Linked DNA regions of Mus musculus: region 1 is linked to region 2. The links are chromatin loops, found by intact Hi-C in ENCODE. Cell type or tissue: left cerebral cortex. All regions are shown on one strand. Links, peaks and the distances in the headings refer to the core of each region. The heading gives the core; the rest is flanking DNA.

Region 1 (9,561 bases), core at 259-8,258, 280 kb after region 2:
CTTAACGGGTAACATAAATTCATAGACAGTTTGTGCTTGCACGATTCCTTGAGTACTCTAAGGGACTCAGGTCACTGTATTGCTTTTGCCTGGGTTACAGTCATCCTGCATTTTCATTGTCTTCATAGTTTTAAATTGTGGCACTGTTTTCCAGCATTCATTTAGATCTCTTTCTGCTGTCTTGTCCCTCAGCATCCACCTATGATGGTTTCCCTTTTAAATGAATGCAGTTAGGGTGTGTGTGTGTTTGTGTGTGTGTGTGTGTGTGTGTGTGTGTGTGTGTGTGTGTGTATACACTTTGTATTACTGTGTATTGTACTGTGTATTATTGTGCTCACAAATCAAAGCCATCTACCACTGAGCTGTGCTTAGCTGAGTGAGTCTTGGTTGGCATTTCTTTTCTGCTGCCTCTTTGAAGCTGTAACTGACAGTCTTCTGGCTGTGTAGTTTTCATCTGCTGTGTGCCACCCCGTTGGCCTATCTCTGACACCTGATGTCTCTGGCAGATCAAATTGTTGATGTGATTTCTAGCTTACTAGTACTGCCCCTCATCTAAATGCCACAAGCGTTCTGCTCTTTTAGTCAGGACCCTCCTATGGGCAGCTGCTTTCTTTCTTTCTTTGTAGATGAGCTTGGGACTCCTTTGCTTGTGGCAGCCCTGGTTCCTCCTCTCTCCTGGGACTGAAGCCCTCCCTTCTCTGATCCACTCTTAGAGCTGTTCTTTCGGTAGCCTTTCCTCCTAGAGCCTTTGAGCTTTTCTCTGTTGTCCGTGATGGACTTTGTAGCTGTTTGCATTACTTGTGCTTCTAAACTCTGTAACTTTCTATATTTTGACTTTAGAAAGTTCTCAGCTTATGTCTTCAGATAGTCAGTTTCTGTTCTCTGAAGCCGTCTTGTAAGAGTCCCCGAGGTCCTTGTGTGTGGGCTGCTCACACATCCATCCCACTTGTCTCTTAGGTTTTTATGTTCCATCCTTTTGTCCTTCAGTGTAGCTTCTTCAGACCAAGCTTGTTATCAGCTCTTTCCCTCAGTTTCCCATCTGTTGAATTCTTACACTGGCTTCATAGTTGAAGACTTTACATTTGGTTCTTTCAGTGACTTGGCAGAACTCTCTGTCTTCCCAAAGTGTAAACCCAATAACTTCATCCTCTGCATTATTTAGGCCGTGGGGGGTTTCCAGTCACATTAGGTTGATCCTTCATAAACCTAATTGTACAGTTCCTCGCTCGGCAGCCCCTGCTGATCCAGGCTCTGCAGCCCCTCTGTTGATTGGACTGCAGGTGAAGCAGGGACACCCAGTCACAGGACACTAATGGCAAATGTACACGTGCTGCCACTCTCTAAGGACAGGCATTAATGATACTGTCCATTTACTTATTTCTTAGCGTATACTTTTTCCCATACACCTAACTCTAGATACTCAAAAGAAAAACAAAACGAACAAACAAAAAAACCCCAGAGACTAAGAGCCTTCTTGAGATGGTAAAATAGGTTAAGTTACGGGGACAGACTTGACACTGTCATATGTTTCTCTTTTATGAGCAGTGTTGCTACAAGCTGTTCTCCATTGGATGGCCTTACCATGCAGTATGCAGAACAAAATGGAATTGTGGATTGGAGGAACCAAGGCTGTGCGGCCATCCAACACTCAGAACACTGTGTGTCCTCAGCTGACCAAGTATGTGGCAGGTTGATTTTGGTGTCATGTGGTAAAAGCATTCTGCTCTGTGTACTTCCTAAGAAATGAATGCTATAAGTGCTGTGTCGGGTGATTTCTGGTAAGAAGTGAGGAAGCGTTCCAGCAGGAAGCTTTATTCTTAAACAGGACTGAAATCTTCTGAGGTCTGAAAAGGTGTATCTTTGGTTGTTTGTAGGAATACTGCAGTAAGACACCTACACTCTTTATTCTAGTTGTAGGGTTCATTAAGTTGTTCCTTCTTTTTGGGGGGTGGGAGGGAGGGTCTCACTATCTTGATATGATAGGGTTTTTAAAACTGACGTTTTCTTGTAGTGTTTAGTCAGGTGTCTCTGCATTCTAGCCTGTAATAAGTGAACTACTGTGCTGAGAGGAGAAGGCTGTGGTGCATATGGTATAATGTGCTACCATACTGGGGCAGAAGACTCATGCCGCAAGTGTGTTCTGTCTAGAAGATAGATCTGACCAGGACACAGATCCAAGTGTGTCTTTATGGATTCGTGGTTGTTTTGAGACGTTGTAAGTTGTCAAGGTCTCCTTTCTAAAGCCACCTGACTTTCTTTCCCGCTATTCCAATGTCTAGACCCTCCCTTAAGTTTGACAAACAGGTCAGTTTTATTCACCCGACCTTCAGCGAAGGCCTGTAGCACATGCAGTCACTCAGCCACAGTCTGTTTTAGACAGTAGTCTCCATTGCCCACAGAGATAACATTCCCGGAACTTAGCAGAGTACCTGAAAACCTAAGTGATGTCAGCTCCTGTCTACGTTTTTCCGATACGTACATGCAGAGCTATGATACACTTTGTGAGTTGGGCCCAGTATGAAGTTAACCACAGTAACTGATGTAATAAGACAGCAGTAACAGTATAGTATCCCAATGTATATGGTTGTGTTCATGTGCTCGGCTGCTCTCAGGCAAGGAGTGAATATGGCCTGATGTCTGCCAGGAAGGTGGGACAAAGTCAGGTTTTGCCATGCTGCCCAGAAGTTTATGACATAGGACATGTTTACTTGTGGAATTATCCTTACTGTGTTTTGGACTGGTTGACTCTGGGAAGTATAAGTGCAAATGAAGAGACCTTACTAGAGTCATAAAAACAGAAAATTGAGATCCAATGTAAAAGAACAGTTTTCTCATGATTAATGTTAACTGCTTGTTATAGAATATGTACACTTTAGTGCTTCTGTAGGGAACTTCAGAAGTGGGCTGGAAATGAAAATGTGTTAGTCTTTAATGGAAAAGATGCTGTTTTAGTGTTTGCTAAGGGTACCTGTAGCAATGTGTGCTGTAGCTGAGGTCTGTCTGTTTTTATCTCCAATAGCACTCTGCTGAAAAACGGAGCTTATCTTCAGGAAATAAGAAGAAAGGGAAGCCACAAGTAGAAAAGTAGGTTCAATTTAATGTTTGCAATAGTAAAAATTAGGAAAGATACACATGCAGTATTTGAAGCTGTGTGTATATCTAGTGTATGTTTACATATATATACATATACACATACACACACACACACACACACACATATATTCCAGTGATTTTACTTCTTTCTTAGTTTTGGGATTAATGTTGTAATTGAAAGTGTCACATGCAGGTGACAGAAGTCAAGCTGTTATGGGGGTAGAGCTCAGAAGCACACTGAGTGGTGACACTTGGCTTTTCTTCCTTGCAATTGATTTTCATTATACAAATATCTGAAGGGTTTAAGTTCTACTCTCTTTAATGTTTTTGATAGAGGACCTTACAAAAGTGTTGATAATCTCTCTCTACCTGTCTGTCTGCTTGGTTTAGGGAGAAAGTAAAGAAAACTGAGGACAGATTGAACAGCAGAATAAATGGAATTAGACTCTCTGCTCCACAGCATGTTCATGGCAGTACTGTGAAAGGTAAGAAGGGTCGTGGCTCCAGCACTCCTTAGGTCAGTTGGTGTAACAAACGTCAGCTTAGCGGACACTGAGCTGTTGTGTCCCCTCCCTGCCATGTACAGCAGTTTCCAGTCAGAGATGTTCATAGACACTATAGAAAGAAAAATGATTTTGTTCTGAATTACAGATCATGCCAGTTTATTGTATTAGCTAAACTGGGAATGACTTCTTTTTTCTATTGCTATGATAAAACACTATGACAAAGGCAGCTTTTATAAAAGAAATTATTTAATTTGGGGTGTACAGTTTCAGCGGGTGAATGTGTGACCATAGTAAGGGCAGTCTGGCAGGTCCAGGTGCTAGAGCAGTTCTGAGAGTGTACATCTTGACCACAAGCACACAGCAGAGAGGGCTAACTTGGAATGGTGTGGGCTTTTTCAAACTTCAGAGTTCTTCCCCCACCCCTACCCACATGACACACCTCCTCTACCTCTTAATCCTTCCCAAATGGTTCCACTAACTGGGGACTAAACATTCAAACAAATAAGCCTGTGGAGGCCATTCTCCTCCAGACTGCTCTGAAGTTCTGGGGAAGAGGGCCTGGACAACCCATCTTACCTGTATAAGGATGTGGTCCAGAGCCATGTTGTAGCACTTTCATGTCTTATGTTCCACATGGTGACAGCACTGACAGCAAACGCTGTCTGCTGTTGACTGACTAGAAGCCACTCCTGCCAGGCCTTGTGCTTCTGGTCCCTATCTCATCACATTTGCTTCCACATTTGTCTTCAAAGAGCATAGTTAACTGAGCCCCTCCCTTGTCTACACTCTCTGAGGCTCACAGCCTCAGATCTCACACAGTTCTGGAATTCCTGTTCCTTCAGGGAGCTCCCAGCGGTTCTCATCTTCTTCAGCCTTAGTTGCCCAAAAAGCAGCACACAGGCTTTGGTCAGAGCCACGCATGGCTCTGGTTCAGTGCCCCTTGTTTCTTAGATGTCTGGCCTCTTTGGAGTTGTAATGTTGCCGTGCATAAGCCAGGAATAATGCCCATCTCACCCAGTTGTAAATTGCACAGAACAGCCTGCGAACAGCACTTAGCCACTGAGTGGAGAGATGCTCAGTAATTTAGTTCTTGTTCCTTGTTGTACTAAAGGAGACAAACATACACATTTTGGGGCTATTGCAAGCTTTGTAAAATCCAAACTCCACTTCCTTTTTCCCTTTATCTCTTTAATTTTTAGCGTTAATGATAACAATTAGGCTTTTCAAGTAAGGCAAACCTTATCCTATGTTGGGTTGGTTTTGCCTCTTTTATTTTTTTGTTTGTTTGTTCGTTTTAGTGTTTCTATTGATATCTAGATATACACATGTAGATATACATATATATGTAGATGTAGATCTAGATCTAATTGACTCATATTTACATTTATTGGGCAGGAGTATGAGTAACGTGTACTTTAGACATCTTGTCTCATTGATGTCTTATGTCATTCTATTGTATGCCAACCCCAAGCTAAGGAAAAAAATTCATTTATTTTTCTCTGAAATATTAAAGTGCAAAGCATTCAGTAAACTAGAAATAATTATTTTCTTTCTTAATATTATATCATTTACTTTTAAAAAATGCTCCTTTTTTAATTTATTTACTTATCTTTTATGTACATTGATGTTTCGCATAAACGTGTGTCTGTGTGAAAGTGTCAGATCTTGGCGTTAAAGACAGTTGTGAACTGCTCTGGGAATGCTGGGATTTGAACTCAAGTCCTCTGGAAGACCAGTCAGTTTCCTTAACTGTTGAGCAACTTGTAATTTTTAAAATCTTATTTTAAATCTTAACTTCTTCTTTGACCAGTAGCATACCTGTATAACTAAGAAATACAAAAGGGAACAAAGTAAAAATGCCACAGTGCTCCTCTGCGATTGCTACCTTCAGGAAGCTGTCTGTGCGATTAGTCAGCTCTGTAGGCTACAGTTTTTCTTTAAAAACTGCTCTCAGTGCTAGGGATGGTGGCACAGCCCTGAAGTCCCAGGGCTTTGGAACTTGGAGCAGGAAGATTACCAATTCAGCACAAGGCCAGACTAGACTACTCAGTAAAATCACGTCTTTTTATTAAAGAAAAAAAAAATCACTTTATAATTCCATTTTAAAGAGATGAGGGCATTGCTACACAGAGCCCATTAAGAGCTTATTGCTTTGGGGTCTGGAGAGATGGCTTAGTGGTTAAGGGCACTTAAGGTTGCACTATCATGAGGACTTGAGTTCTTATAGCAGTGCCCACAAAATGAGCTGGCTATGATCTTAAAGGAGCCTTTAACCCTGGAGGTGGAGGCCCAGGGCTTGCTGAGCACTCTGTTAGGCTTCTAGCCTGGGTTTAGGGAGAGAAGGCACATGACACCCTCTTTTGGTCTCTGCGTATGTTCACACACATACACATATGTGCACATTCACACACAGACACACCCCAAAAAATAATAAATAAACTTTAAAAAGAACTTAATGTTCACTTTAGTATGCTAGCGTTTCTTACCACTTTTCTGTTGCTGATGGCCACACTAAAAACTTTAAAAGGAAATGAGACCCTCTTGTGTTTTTGTATACTTAGATTGCTTGCTTTTTTTTTTTTTTTTTTTTTTTTTTTTTGGAAAATTTTTACCCTTCCATATAAGCCCACTGCTACTTTTCTTATAGCTTTATGAGTTTTTGTGCAGTTTTTTTCTTGGCAACTTGCTGTTAAATAAAATGAGCCAGCAATATCTACATTCTTAAGGCCTGTGTCTTTCATTGCTCATTTCACATTTCAGTGGCTGTAGTAGGCTAGGTCATCAGTAAACATCTTTACACAGTTGGAAGTTTATTCCTGACATAAAGCACTAGTTAAGTCAACTAAATTGCTATTCCACTATATGTCTTCTCAGTACATATTTTGCCTAATAGTCATTACTTTTTATTGTTCTACCATTTTGCCATGGAAATGATTGGCTTGTCCATACGTGTTAGGAATCCCCTAGAGTTGCATATATGAATCTGTACAGTAAACATGTGTTGGATGCTGGCTGTGTAACAAAAGCCATGCTAGCAATTGGCTTACAGAAATGAAGAAGATGGGACTAGGCTATGTCTGGCCTGGTGTATGAGTGACCCATACTAGACACATGAATATTCTGACCTAGTGTGCTTACAGTGGATATAGCTAATTGGTCCTTGTGTGTACTGCAGCCATTCCTACCTTGTCTTTGGATAGGAGTGACATCTGGGTAGAAATTAAAGGGCTACCTTATCTGCTTGATGAGAAACATGTCGTATTAAGTACTGTGGCATGGCTAGTGGTTTTAACAGAATAAGTATTATGATAGACCACCCACTCTTGGATGGTGTCTATAGCAAGCTCTAAGGAGACAAATTCTGTAGACCTACAAGGTAGTTCAAAGTGGTGATACTGGCCTGACTCTGTAAGAAAATAACTCTGATTTAGTAAAATTATCTTGATATTCTATGCCTCTGCTTTAAATATGTATTTATCAGCTACTTAATAAATTTCAATATAAAACAAAGAATTTTAAATGTTGTAGAAAAATAAATCACTTATAGCTACAACTGATTTCTAATGATTCCATTTGAAAATTAACATAACTATTTAACATAACTTTAGAGTTGTTATTTCTAGATATGAATTTGGACATTGGATCTGGACATGACACATGTGGAGAAACATCTTCAGAGAGTTACAGCTCTCCGTCTAGTCCACGGCATGATGGAAGAGAGAGTTTGGAAAGTGAAGAAGAGAAGGACAGAGGTTTGCTAAAGGAGAGGGGGTAGAAAGAGGTGGGGGGACGAAGCTGTCTTCTCATGAGCACAAACCTAATCAGAAAGAGCCCGGCAGGGTGAGCCCAGTAGCTGCTCAGCTCACGTGGGTGATGATTTGGGGAAGAAGTCCATTCTTGCTAAAGACTTAATGTTCTTGTTAGTGACTTGTATGTTACTGGTTTTCAAAACTGGCGTCATTGAGAGATTACTGCTTTACTGAGAGGGGTAGGGTAAAAGGTCATAAGGATCTCCTTTCTTGCAAGATTTTGTATTTCTTCTTAAACATTCCTCTGATTTCTCCAGGCCTTTAGTTAATTTCCTCTTTCCTCGACACTCTGGTCTGACTATAAGAGCCCCTTGAAAAGCCCACTGATGGCTCACACCATGTAGTGGTCAGCACCATACTGTGTTGATCGAAGTTTCTATGCTAAAATTCTTACAGCATGGTATTTTGGCCAAATGTGGTTTCTCACTGCAGTTTTCAGCTCACTGGGACCTCAGCTTCTGTGTCACTTTGGCATGTCTCAGGACACTGCTACTGTCTTTGGAAACCGCTGAAGTCAGTTTTTGCCTTGTGATTGTTTCACAGTCCCATCATGTAACACCTGCAAGGGTCAGTGATACCACTCTGAGGCCACACTGCAGTTTTGTACAGAGTCTTCTCAAGAAAGAAGTGAAAATAACTCAGAGCTCTGGGACATTGAGAGAATCATAAAACTGAACAAGAAGGCTTCAGTGTATGTTGTAGTGCAGTTTGTCTTGGTTCCATGGGGTGTGCCTGAGTGAGTACAGACACTCTCACGGACCTCAGTTCTGACTCTTGAGTGGCTCTCACCTGCTTGTCATGTCTGCGGTGACTCTGAGTAGATAGATGGCAATGTCCTTTATTCATGTAGGCTTTCCTAAAGACAGACAGGATCTCTGGGATCCAGAGCTTTGAACGTTTTCCAAGTTTGAGTGTATACAAACGCTTTTAGGAATGTGTGGCTTTGTTGTTGTTTATTGTAATGATGCTGTGAGACTGCTTTCCAAAGTCAAGTACAAGACTATCTTTGATCATAATAGGGCTTCAAAACCATGGGACTGTCTATTATGACGTAAGACTTAAAGTTTTAATTCATATGGAAATTTAACAGGCCATCTGAAACATTCTTTTTCCTTTTTGGACTTCATTTTTGTTCTTAACTCTGCATAGATGGATGGTACAGATTCAGTGCCCCGAGGAGGTTGTGAATTTAGGAATCCTCCCCCTCTTACAAGGTTGAGTATAAGTAGAATAGTGATTTCTCTCTCAGGGTCACAGGTGCTCTGAGCATTCACTCATTCACTTAAGCTCCCTCTAATACATTGAGACAGTTCAGTTAATAACACTAGATTTCTGTGTCATTGGGCTCTATTTAGCCTTTCTTTAGGAAGGTTAATTAACTTTTAATACTCTTACTTCAAGAATGTTTATTCTTGCCAGCTGTGCATAACCAGTCTTGCCTTAGTGAATGCAAACACTCTTACATCCCTCAAGTAATCCAGCTTCATTTGTGAGCAGAAAGATTCTTACAGTAGGCACAACATCTAACTCTGAGCTGTGGAGACTGCAGTGCAGCATCAGATAGGCCCTTGGTTCCCTCTCCCTGGGGAAGCTGGAGGGGCTTGTGTGTGTACCGTGGCGTGGTGCAGAGCAGCTTAGTGTCTGCCGTGAGGTGGTGACGTGACGGTGCTTTCTCCCTTACTCTGCCTCTTGTGTTCCAACAGCATGTCCATTGTAGGACTAATCTCATAGACTTACGTGTTCCCTGTTGAGTATATACTGTACAGATGCTAACTAATTCCATTTCTCCCCTGAAACATTTGAGTTAAATGTTCTCCTGAGCAAACTCCTTGACTGAATCATTTATAAGATACATTTTAAAATCAGGTGTGATGGCACAGAGTGGATTGTTAATGCTTATCCCAGTAATAACGTTAGTAGTACATGCATACGTCTTCATACTCCAGTACCCTGTTTTATTGCTGTTTTGCTTATTCCTCCATGTTTTAGAGATAAAGCATACTACAGGCCAGAGATCAGAGGAAGTCAGCTTGAGCAGTCAGGAAATGTGATAGAGGGAGCATTCCCGACTTGAGAATTAATTTGAATATACCAAGCTTTTAGTTCTAACATGAAAAATAGGAATTCAGCCTGGGTTGACCCGAATTTGTACG
Region 2 (9,561 bases), core at 1,309-9,308:
CTTGTTATCTTCCTAATATGATAGATAACTAAGAATGCCTTTCAGTTTATACATTAGGTAGTACATTATATTATAGACAGATGTTCTTATATGTTTCTTTCAAATCTTGGAGTCCTCAATTGGTTTAGTATTGATGCTATTCAGTTTTACTGTAGAGCCAGGCTACCTCAGTTTAGTTTCCATCTCTTCTACCATTAATTCTTTGTTAATTATTAGGACAGAGTTGAACTTGTCTATACATTAGTTTCCTCATCTACAAAATGAAGATAATGATTAAACATATCCTTCTCAAATGATTTTGTTTGGTTTTTTTTTTTTTTTTTTTTTTTTTGGGTTTTCGAGACAAGAGTTTCTCTGTGTAGCCCTGGCTGTCCTGGAACTCACTCTATAGACCAGGCTGTCCTTGAACTCAGAAATCCACCTGTCTCTGCCTCCCAAGTGCTGGGATTAAAGGTGTGCACCACCACTGCCCAGCTTTTTGTTAATATTCTGTGAGCTAGTAAAGCCCTTAAAATGGTGTCAAACAAACAAGCTGTTATAAATGTTGGTTGACATGTCACTGTTTTTGTAATTTGTGCTATTCACAAAATATTAAAGCTGTGTAAGGAATCTATAAACTAAAATTATCTCTTTATGCCTGTGATTCTTTTTTAATTTTTTTCACATACTATACTTTGGTAATGTTCTTCTCCTTCCTCAGCTCTTTCTAGATCATCCTCACCTCTTACATATCCAACTTCAAGTTCTTTCTGTCTCTCTCAAAAACAATTAAAAAAAAACCAACCTTAAACTCAAATATGCTCTTAAAAAAGAAAAGAAAAGAAAAGGAAGAAAATCAATAGGACAAGGAAAACACAAAAACAAAACAGAACTCAAAAACAGAACTCAAAAAGAAAGCAAAAAGAACTCAAAAAACAATAAAGAGGGCATGAGCCCTGCTCTGGAGTGTGGTTGATATATACCTAGTGACACTCCATTGAAGAAAACTGATTTTTCCTTCGCTCAGCCAGGGATCAGTTGCAAATAGCTTCTCTATTAGGGATTAGAACTTAAAATGTTTTTGAGAAGAATTAATTAAAATCTTCCTAAATTTAAGAATTTCTCTATAATTTAAGATAAACTGCAATTAGAATGATAAAATACTGAACATATTTAAAATACTTGCTTTCTATAATTTTCAGTAACTAGATTACTCAAACCTGAATAAAATTCTCTTGGCCAGGAAGTTGAAAGTTTTGTCCCTTTTTTGTTGTTGTTTTTAAGATGATCTATAATTAAGGTTATTTGTTGAAGTCAATGCCAGAGTAATTTTGATGTTTTTATCTGTACAAATTCCTTCTTGGATAAGTAACTTTGATTATTCAATGTGCTGAAAAGTGGACATTACCATGAAGATGGCTTTCTTCATGCCTCTCAAAAGAAAAATGTGTCATTTCAAAAGCTGTCATTAATATACTCTTCATGCAATTTTACTCTAAGACCCAAAAACCAACTTCTTTCTCTTGACTGCTAGAAGGTATGTATATTTCAAGCATTTCAAATAAATAAAAGTAGCTTCCCCCATTTCACGTTTGGTTTAGCTTGTGTGTTGCCTTGAATGCTTGCCACTCAAATGCCCAAGGTTCTGTGTTCTGTCCCAGGGACACATAAGATTAGATGTGGTGCTGCAGAATTTAGGCAGGTAGATCAAAAGTTTATGGTCATCCTCCAATGCCTGAGAGTTCAAGGCCAGCCAGGGCTACCTGAGAGCTTACCTCAAAAGTAAAGTAACAGGATTTAATAATAGAAGTAAGAAATTGATATACTAGGAATTTAATTTGAAATACTTACTGAAATTTAACACAAACTCAGCTTTGTTTTTAGATAGCAAGACATGGAGAAACCCAATGGGATTATGTTATTCCTGGTGCTGAACAAGATGCTATGTTTTTTTTGAAGTAGAAAATGAATGTAATTCTTTTCTAGAGGAGTACAGTGACTTTCATGTTAATTAACCTTCTAGAGTGACAAAGTACAAAAAAAAAAAGACATCACGTGACTATTAATCGTGAGGTTACTGAACTATATCATTAAACTTTAACTCAAAGAAAGGACCGACATCAGTTAAGACAAATAAGAACGAGTCAGTCTGTCGTCTGGTTCTACTTTCGACCCTGAACAAATGCACATTTCTACAAGTCTGAGATTTTCATCTGCTAAAACTTTGATAATGTTCTGTATTTGCCTCACCAGACATAAAAATCAAAAGGTACAGAATGTAAAATAGCTAGTAATTGATAACTCCTAAAATTATTGACTAATTTTCTAGGTTTTTTTTTTTTAATTACCAAAAGGATCCTAGAGCAGTGAGAAATTAAATTGTCCTCTAAATTACCCTCTTTGAAATGATGAATTCCAGATACTAGGCATCAAGATAGGCTTTGCTGATTCAAACTTAAACCATCTTATGCAAAGAATTTGAACTCCTTGTCCTATTTATTCCTACCTGAACTTAATATCACTCATAAAATAACAAAATATCTTTTGTGATTTTACCCCTGCCTAATTAATATAGGCATTTAATAAATTATTTCAGAATGCTGAAATTGATTCTGGGATGAATGGGTTGATAAATGGTAATGGATTATTGCAGATTAAATACTTTCACATGTTAACTAAGTTTTTCATACTTTATAAGAGGAATGCTAGCACATGCACAGAGGTGATTTTGATAATGAAAGTCCATGGTAGCTCTGAGAGCTACAACTAGTGAACAGATTGATTAGGATTCAGCAGTTAGATATACATCAGATTTTGTTACAGATGGTTGTGAGCCACCATGTTGCTGGGATTTGAACTCAGAACCTTCAAAAGAGCAGTCGGCACTTTTAACCACTGAGCCATCTCGCCAGCCCTGTACTTTAAAATTTATGTAAGCTTTAAGAAAATTACAAGAAAAAGACTGTTTCAGAAGTAAACTTACAAATGTAATTAAATGACTTCTTTTTATAAAAATTCCAAATCATATATTATTGAGTAGTACTATAACTAAATTCATATTGTATGCATTGCCTGTGTTGTATGCAATATTTCTTGCAAAATGCAAAATTCAGCATTTTCAGATAAGTAAACAGTCCTGAGATTCTGTAACTTATCTAAGGCTGCATGGCTAATAGTGGGAGAGAGCTGGAATTTGAACCCAAAGCTAATGTCTAGGTTGAACACTCCAGAGCATATTGTTGCAGTTTATGTCTGCAGCTCAGCTCAGATGATAAGGCTGTGTGAGGACAGGTTGAGAGTTTTACTGTGTGGTCTTTAATATCCTCTCTGTAAAACAGAAGCACTTTAGTGATGGCTACAAGCCATTTTGAAGTTTGCTTTCAAAAATGTTTATTTGTCTTTTATTGATCATAATAAAATCCTACTCAGTTGACTTTTAATAATTTTAACTAACTAGTTATTATTAATACAGTATGTCTCCATTTTAGGGTTTTGGTTTTTTGTTTGTTTGTTTTTTGTTTTTTTGAGAGCTGAGTATAGTGGTGCATGCCTTTAATCCCAACAAAAGAGTCAGAGGCAAGGGGATCTCTGTAAGTTCAAGGCCATCCTGGTCTCCATAGTGAGTTCCAGGGCTACATAGTGAGACCTTGTCTCAATAAAACCAAGAAGAGAAACTTTTCATTGCATTTTAATTGAAGATGAAAATTGAGTATAGTCTTTGACCTAAAGAACAAACTGCCATCCAAATGGTGACAAGCCTCTTTGTGGACTGCTAGGCAATTTAAGCTTTCTTTCCTTCTAAGCCTTCTATGCCTTGGTAAGCACTCTAGTAGCAGTATTCGCTTAGCTTCTAATTTTGGTTTTGCTTTTGTGTTTTCTCTCTTTCTCTTGGTTGTTCCTCTCTTCTTCCCGTGGCACACTGTTTGCTTTCCATGCACCACCTGTGAATCCCCCCTGTGCTGACCAATCAGCTGTTGGTGAAGGGGGTGAATGAGACTCTGGTAGCTCAGAGGGTTGTTCCTGCTCTCATTACTCTCTCCAGTGACCCTGAAATGTAAGTGTTGTCCCTGCCTTCCATGTCCAGCATTCCTTTCCTAATGTGCCTGGTGAGAAATAACCATCATGCTGTTAACAGTCACTTGAAAATAGTGACAGTGGGTTATAGGCCTATTTGATTTTCAACTTACCATGTTGCTATTAGTACACCGTTGAGGTTGTTTTTTAAGGCAATCTCACAATAAGCCTAACTTAGAGGCCATATAATAGAGAAAAAAGTATTAGCATGAATAATCAATAAACACTTTCAAAACCAAAACATGCTGATGGACTATTTCTTCAAGCCAAGAAAGGATGCTCTGCTAATCTCACTAACAGGTTGTTACCAGTGAGTGTAGTGGCATGAACCAAAGGCTTAACATTTTAACGTCTTAAGTGGACAACTAAAGCAAGAAAGGCCAGTGAGTCTGCCTGCCCATCCTCAGTCACAGCTAACCCAGTTCTCATTCCAGTTTACCAAACCATTTTTTATTGCATGTTGACTGGTTTACAGCTGACTCTTCGAGGCATGAGTGAAGCATTAGTTGACAAGCGGGTTGCTCCGGCCCTTGTTACCTTGTCCGGTGATCCTGAATTGTGAGTTCACAGACTGTGACCCTGAGTTATCCTGCCTGTCTTATTGAGCATTCTTCTTGGTCTGCTCTTTAAAAGTTTAACTGTCATTGCTAGAGACTAATGTGGGATTTCTACCTTGTGCTTATTTTTATATATATGTTAATGATGATCCTATTGTCTTTCAGGGAAGTCTCAGTCTCTTTCCTTTTTCATTTCTAACAGCTCTGTCAGGATTGCTACAATCCCAGCATTTGGCACTATTATGGAAACAGTTATTCAGAGAGAGGTAGGACATAGACATTTGTTTACACTCTGTGCCAGTGGTGATGACAGATTTCTGATGACATACCCAAAGGTGGGGTCAGGGAGCATCCTAGCTTTTATGGCATTTCTTATTACTTACCAGAAATTTAAAAGTACCATAGTTTAGACTAATTGTTTATTATTTTTTAAAAAGTGTTCCATTTCTGTATTAGAATTCTCAGTTAAAAAATTAACTTTAGCCTAGCTGGATATAACCAACCTGCATACATTCTTTTTTTTCCCCCTCCTTTTAGATAAAATCTCATTAAATAGCCACGACTGGTCTGATGTTTCCTGTATAGGCCAAACTGTCGTTAAACTCACAGGAATCTGCCTGCTTCTGCCTTCCAAGTGCTGGGATTAATGATGTGCACCATCATGCCCAGCGTACATATTTTATTGTCATAAAACATTAGGAAAACAAAGCTATCTCCCTTTTACAGATGAAGTAGAGGAGGGACCTAAACCCTAATAACTGTCATAGATGCTACCTTATAAAATCCTCTAATATGTTATGTAGATCTTGTGGCTTGTACCACTATGAACCCTGACTTCCCTGCTTCAGGTGTTTAGCAAGATTTTTCTCCATGAAGATTATCTTGATTCTAAAACTATGGTTTCATTTCAAAGTCTTTATGTTCTGTGCCTAACTGCAACCTTACATATGACACACTTCTCAAGGTACTGGAGAGATGATTCAGTGGTTAAGAGCTTTTGCTGCTCTAGCAAAAGACCTGGGTTTAGGTCCCAGCACCCATATGGAGGCTCACAACCATCCATAACTCCACTTTCAGAGAAGCAAGATGCCCTCTTCTGGCCTCTCCAAGCACCAGGTACACACATAGTGTGTGTGTGTGTGTGTGTGTGTGTGTGTGTGTGTATACACACATACATACATACACACATACATGCATACATGCAAAACACTCATACACATAAAATAAAAATTCTTAAACACTTAACAAAATGAGTTTCAGAGGTTTTTTTGCTTTTTTTGTCATACTGGGAATATATTTAGTACAAATGAAAAAAAAATTGTGGACTAGAAAATAAGTGATTTGTGGACATATTACTCATCAAAATAAGGAATTCAATGAAATTTGATTTTGTAAAGATTCTTACAATAAAAACTAAATTTTTAGTTATAGAAAGAATATTTTCCCCCTTTTTGTGCTCTACATATTTCACTGACAAAGCAGCAGAAAAAAGAACACATCTTTCTGCAATGCTTGCAGTCTTGCCAGAATTTCAACATGGTCTTAAATCCTAAAAATACAATGTCTTTTAGGGAACTGTGAGTAAGATGTAAGTCAGCCATGACTCACTGCTTCAGGGGTGGATAGCTGGTACCTACACTATGGTTTGAGACTTATAACTTAGATACAAAAGCAAAAACTTGATCAACTTTTCCTTACGTAGTTGGCTTTATTTTTTCCACTTGTTTTTAAGTTTTTGTTAAGTGTATTTGCTTGTTAACCTAAATTAACAAGGCTGGAGAGATGGCTCAGTGGTTAAGAACACTGTTATTCTAAAGGTACTGAGTTCAAAACCCAGCAACCACATGGTGGCTCACAACCATACATAATGAGATCTGATGCTCTCTTCTGGGGTTTCTGAAGACAGCTACAGTGTACTTACGTATAATAAATAAATTTTTTTAAAAATTACTGCAGAAACAGAAAGTGAGATCTTTTCTTAATAAGAAAATTTCACTATAATGGTTTTGCAGTGTGAATCTACTACCACAGGCCATTTTTAATCACCCTAACAATTATTGTTATTGTTCACCCTAACAACATACTCCAATTTTAATATTCTATTTCTGATTTCAAGTTGCTAGAAAGAGTGAAGATGCAGTTGGCTTCTTTCCTGGAAGACCCTCAGTACCAAGACCAGCATTCTTTGCATACAGAGGTCATCCGAACATTTGGCAGAGTCGGGCCTAATGCAGAACCCCGGTTCCGAGATGAGTGTAAGTGACCTTTCTACCTGTTCCTCATTGTTCCATCACAGCCAGGAGCTTGTCTGAGTGTCAAAGCCTTGCTGTTCTTTGTTTTCGTGTTCTAAAAACTATCCTGGAACTGATCCCTGTTGTGTTCCTAAATACCAGCTATAAAACACTGAGTAGCTCGCCACCTGTAGTTGCTTAAGAGACTTTCTTAATCAACATTTTATGGATGCTTTTGTGCTTCTAAAGCACAGTCACGTTCTTACTTATCCCTCTTGGCATGCTGCCATCCTGGTACACTACTTTGTTTTAATTTTCAGTGATTAGATCTATGTAATGATATGCTAACTCATTTTCTCTAGATTCTACTTTGTATCCTTTATAGTGGCCCTCATCCTTCATAACAGTTTCTTGGGTGGCATCAAACCCACCCCAGCATGTTTGGTATCCAAAAACATGTTTGTTATACACTCTAAAAGCATGTTTGTTATCACTGTGATAGAATTTTATGGTCCTATTAGTTTTAGGAATTTGCCATCCTTTCTAGAGGATCATAGGATTGGCCACTTAAGTCAGTGTGGTTTCTACTGTAATAGTGTATTCTCTAATAGACTGTTTATTATATAGCCAGGTTTTTTTTTAACCAGTTTTAAGATCAGAATGATCAACAAAATATATTAAGTTATTGGGACTATAGTGCCCAAAAGGTTTGTGAGGGCATGGGCACTTACTAATACAATGAGAGTCTCTGCTCATTAGGTGAATGTACTTATAATTAGTTAGCCAACCAACAGAACAAGATTGCTCTTCTAGTTATGAGCATGGACACTCTCAGTGTTCCAGCACCACATTTACATGAGGTCCCAGTCAAAGCTCTGAAGGTTGACATTGAGACAGTAGTTCCTTTGAAGGAGAGAATAATTCCTAGCACCTAGATTAAGGAATATGCTAAGTAACAATGGGTCTTTGGCTTATGCCATGTGGTTGAATCTAGTTGCAGGTAGAGCATTGTGTAACCTACTTACATATACCCACAAGGGAGATTTGGGAGAAGAAGCCATCGGGATCTCCGTGAGCGTGCTGTGCAACAGTTCCTTTCATGGATCCATGGAGGCTTTGTCCTTTGTAATTCTAGGCTGACAGTTATTTCTCAGAGCAAGCACTATCTGTATTTCAATGTCTCCTAGAATTTTTAAGAACTGTAAAAAGCAGATCTAATATGTGATAGTTTTATTCATGTAATAGATGCCTACCTATTAAATATGTAAAAATTATGTAATAGGAAACAAAAAACTTTTTCTTTTCCCATTAGTCCCAAAAGAACAGTTAAAGGTAAATTTAAGAAAACCTTTAGTTGAATAGATCTAGTTAACTGTTGTCTCTGATACCTCTTTAAAACATTTTTAGGGAAAAAGGGAAATTTGATTCTTACCACCCCTACCCCTTTGGCCTACTTTCCTGTTCAAGGGGCTTTTACCTTGAGGAATTTAATGTCAAATCTGTAAATATGACTTACAGTGAAATCAAGCCCATATCAAAAACAATTCTATATTGTTAACTCTCCATATTTATAGTTAATCCTCCTGGTACTTAAAGAAAGAGTAGAAAAATTGGAATAACTAGATTATTTCTCAGTCTCTTCCTTAACTAACATTAGTTCTTTCAGTAGCCCTGTTATTTCCCAATTTTCCATTGAACTTTAGGTCTTGCATCTATTTGAAATTTTGTTTTGGGGTGTGTATCTGTGTGTGTGTGTGTGTTTGCCTGAATATATATCTACATGGAAGCCTGGTACCTGAGGAAGCCAGAAAGGAATATCAGATCCCCTGAAACTGGAATCAAAGATGATTGTGATCCACCATGTGGGTGCTAGGAACCAAACCCCAGCCCTTTGCCCAATAAGCACCAAGTGCTCTTGACCACAGAACAATTGCTATAGTCCCTTGCTTCTATTTCAAACATCAGTTGTTTTATCTAGAACAATTTTCAGCTACTTGTCAGGGCCACTAGGAGTGTGCCATCATACTTTGGAGGCTTTCTAAAGACCCATATAAATCTACTTTGGTTTGAGTTGGCTTCCTTTGGTTTCCATACTCTGCCTGTCCCTGAACTAATGACAGTCTCTTGCCTCAACCTCCAAACACTGGGATTCCAGTCCAGGTTTCAATCCCCAGCTTCAGATTCTCTTTCTAGATTTACTTCAGGTCCAAGCATTTAAAAATGTATAAATAAATAAATAAATTTCTTTGCTTTAGCTGTTGTATCTGCCTTAAGATCTTATTTGAAAGTCTCCTAAAATCTAAATTCTATGTATTTATTTTATTTGCTATTTTAAATCTTTGCCTAATCACACTTGAATAAAAGACTTCTTAGGTATTGTATCTTATTTTTCTTTCCCACTGAAGATGAATTTTAGAATTATTCCCACCCTGGTTATGTGTTATGCTGTGTTCCTAGACATAAATTTCCTTATAAAAGATTACCACTGCTGTGTGTCTTGGTTCATTTGTTTATCATTTTTTCCAAATGGGAGATTGGGAGGTGAGGTGAAATCACCTGTCCTCAGAACTAACTGGACAGTAGCTATAGTGATAAAACCTCTGAAGTGACAAATCACTTAACTTAGAAAAACATACATTCTAGCCTTATAAGAAAAGGCATAATTATACATTGTAAAGTATGAGAGTTGTGTATATGTGATTGTGATAAAATTTAACAAT

Evidence for each region. Hi-C counts contacts between places; a loop is a spot of excess contacts. Peaks named below come from ENCODE experiments on the same cell type or tissue, not always from the same donor. Only the 100,000 strongest peaks of a DNase experiment are listed, where the experiment ranks them.
Region 1: a loop joins it to region 2, with 2.8 times the contacts of the local background. A loop is called at or near these places in 10 of 42 quality-filtered maps.

What each region holds. Positions count from the first base shown.
Region 1 is chr1:106,020,181-106,029,741 of GRCm38, forward strand. Zcchc2 (zinc finger, CCHC domain containing 2) reads left to right here. Exons shown (of 14, transcript NM_001122676.1): 9 at 1,546-1,678; 10 at 3,020-3,084; 11 at 3,484-3,578; 12 at 7,223-7,351. Among named protein-coding and RNA genes, the nearest start is that of Zcchc2, 35 kb to the left of the region's middle. In left cerebral cortex, for the core only: no CTCF peak of the experiment used is centred there; no DNase peak of the experiment used is centred there.
Region 2 is chr1:105,736,485-105,746,045 of GRCm38, forward strand. Relch (RAB11 binding and LisH domain, coiled-coil and HEAT repeat containing) reads left to right here. Exons shown (of 29, transcript NM_173187.4): 23 at 3,951-4,033; 24 at 4,813-4,876; 25 at 6,727-6,865. Among named protein-coding and RNA genes, the nearest start is that of Tnfrsf11a, 39 kb to the right of the region's middle. In left cerebral cortex, for the core only: no CTCF peak of the experiment used is centred there; a DNase peak (open chromatin) is centred at 6,181; H3K27ac peaks cover 1,273 bases.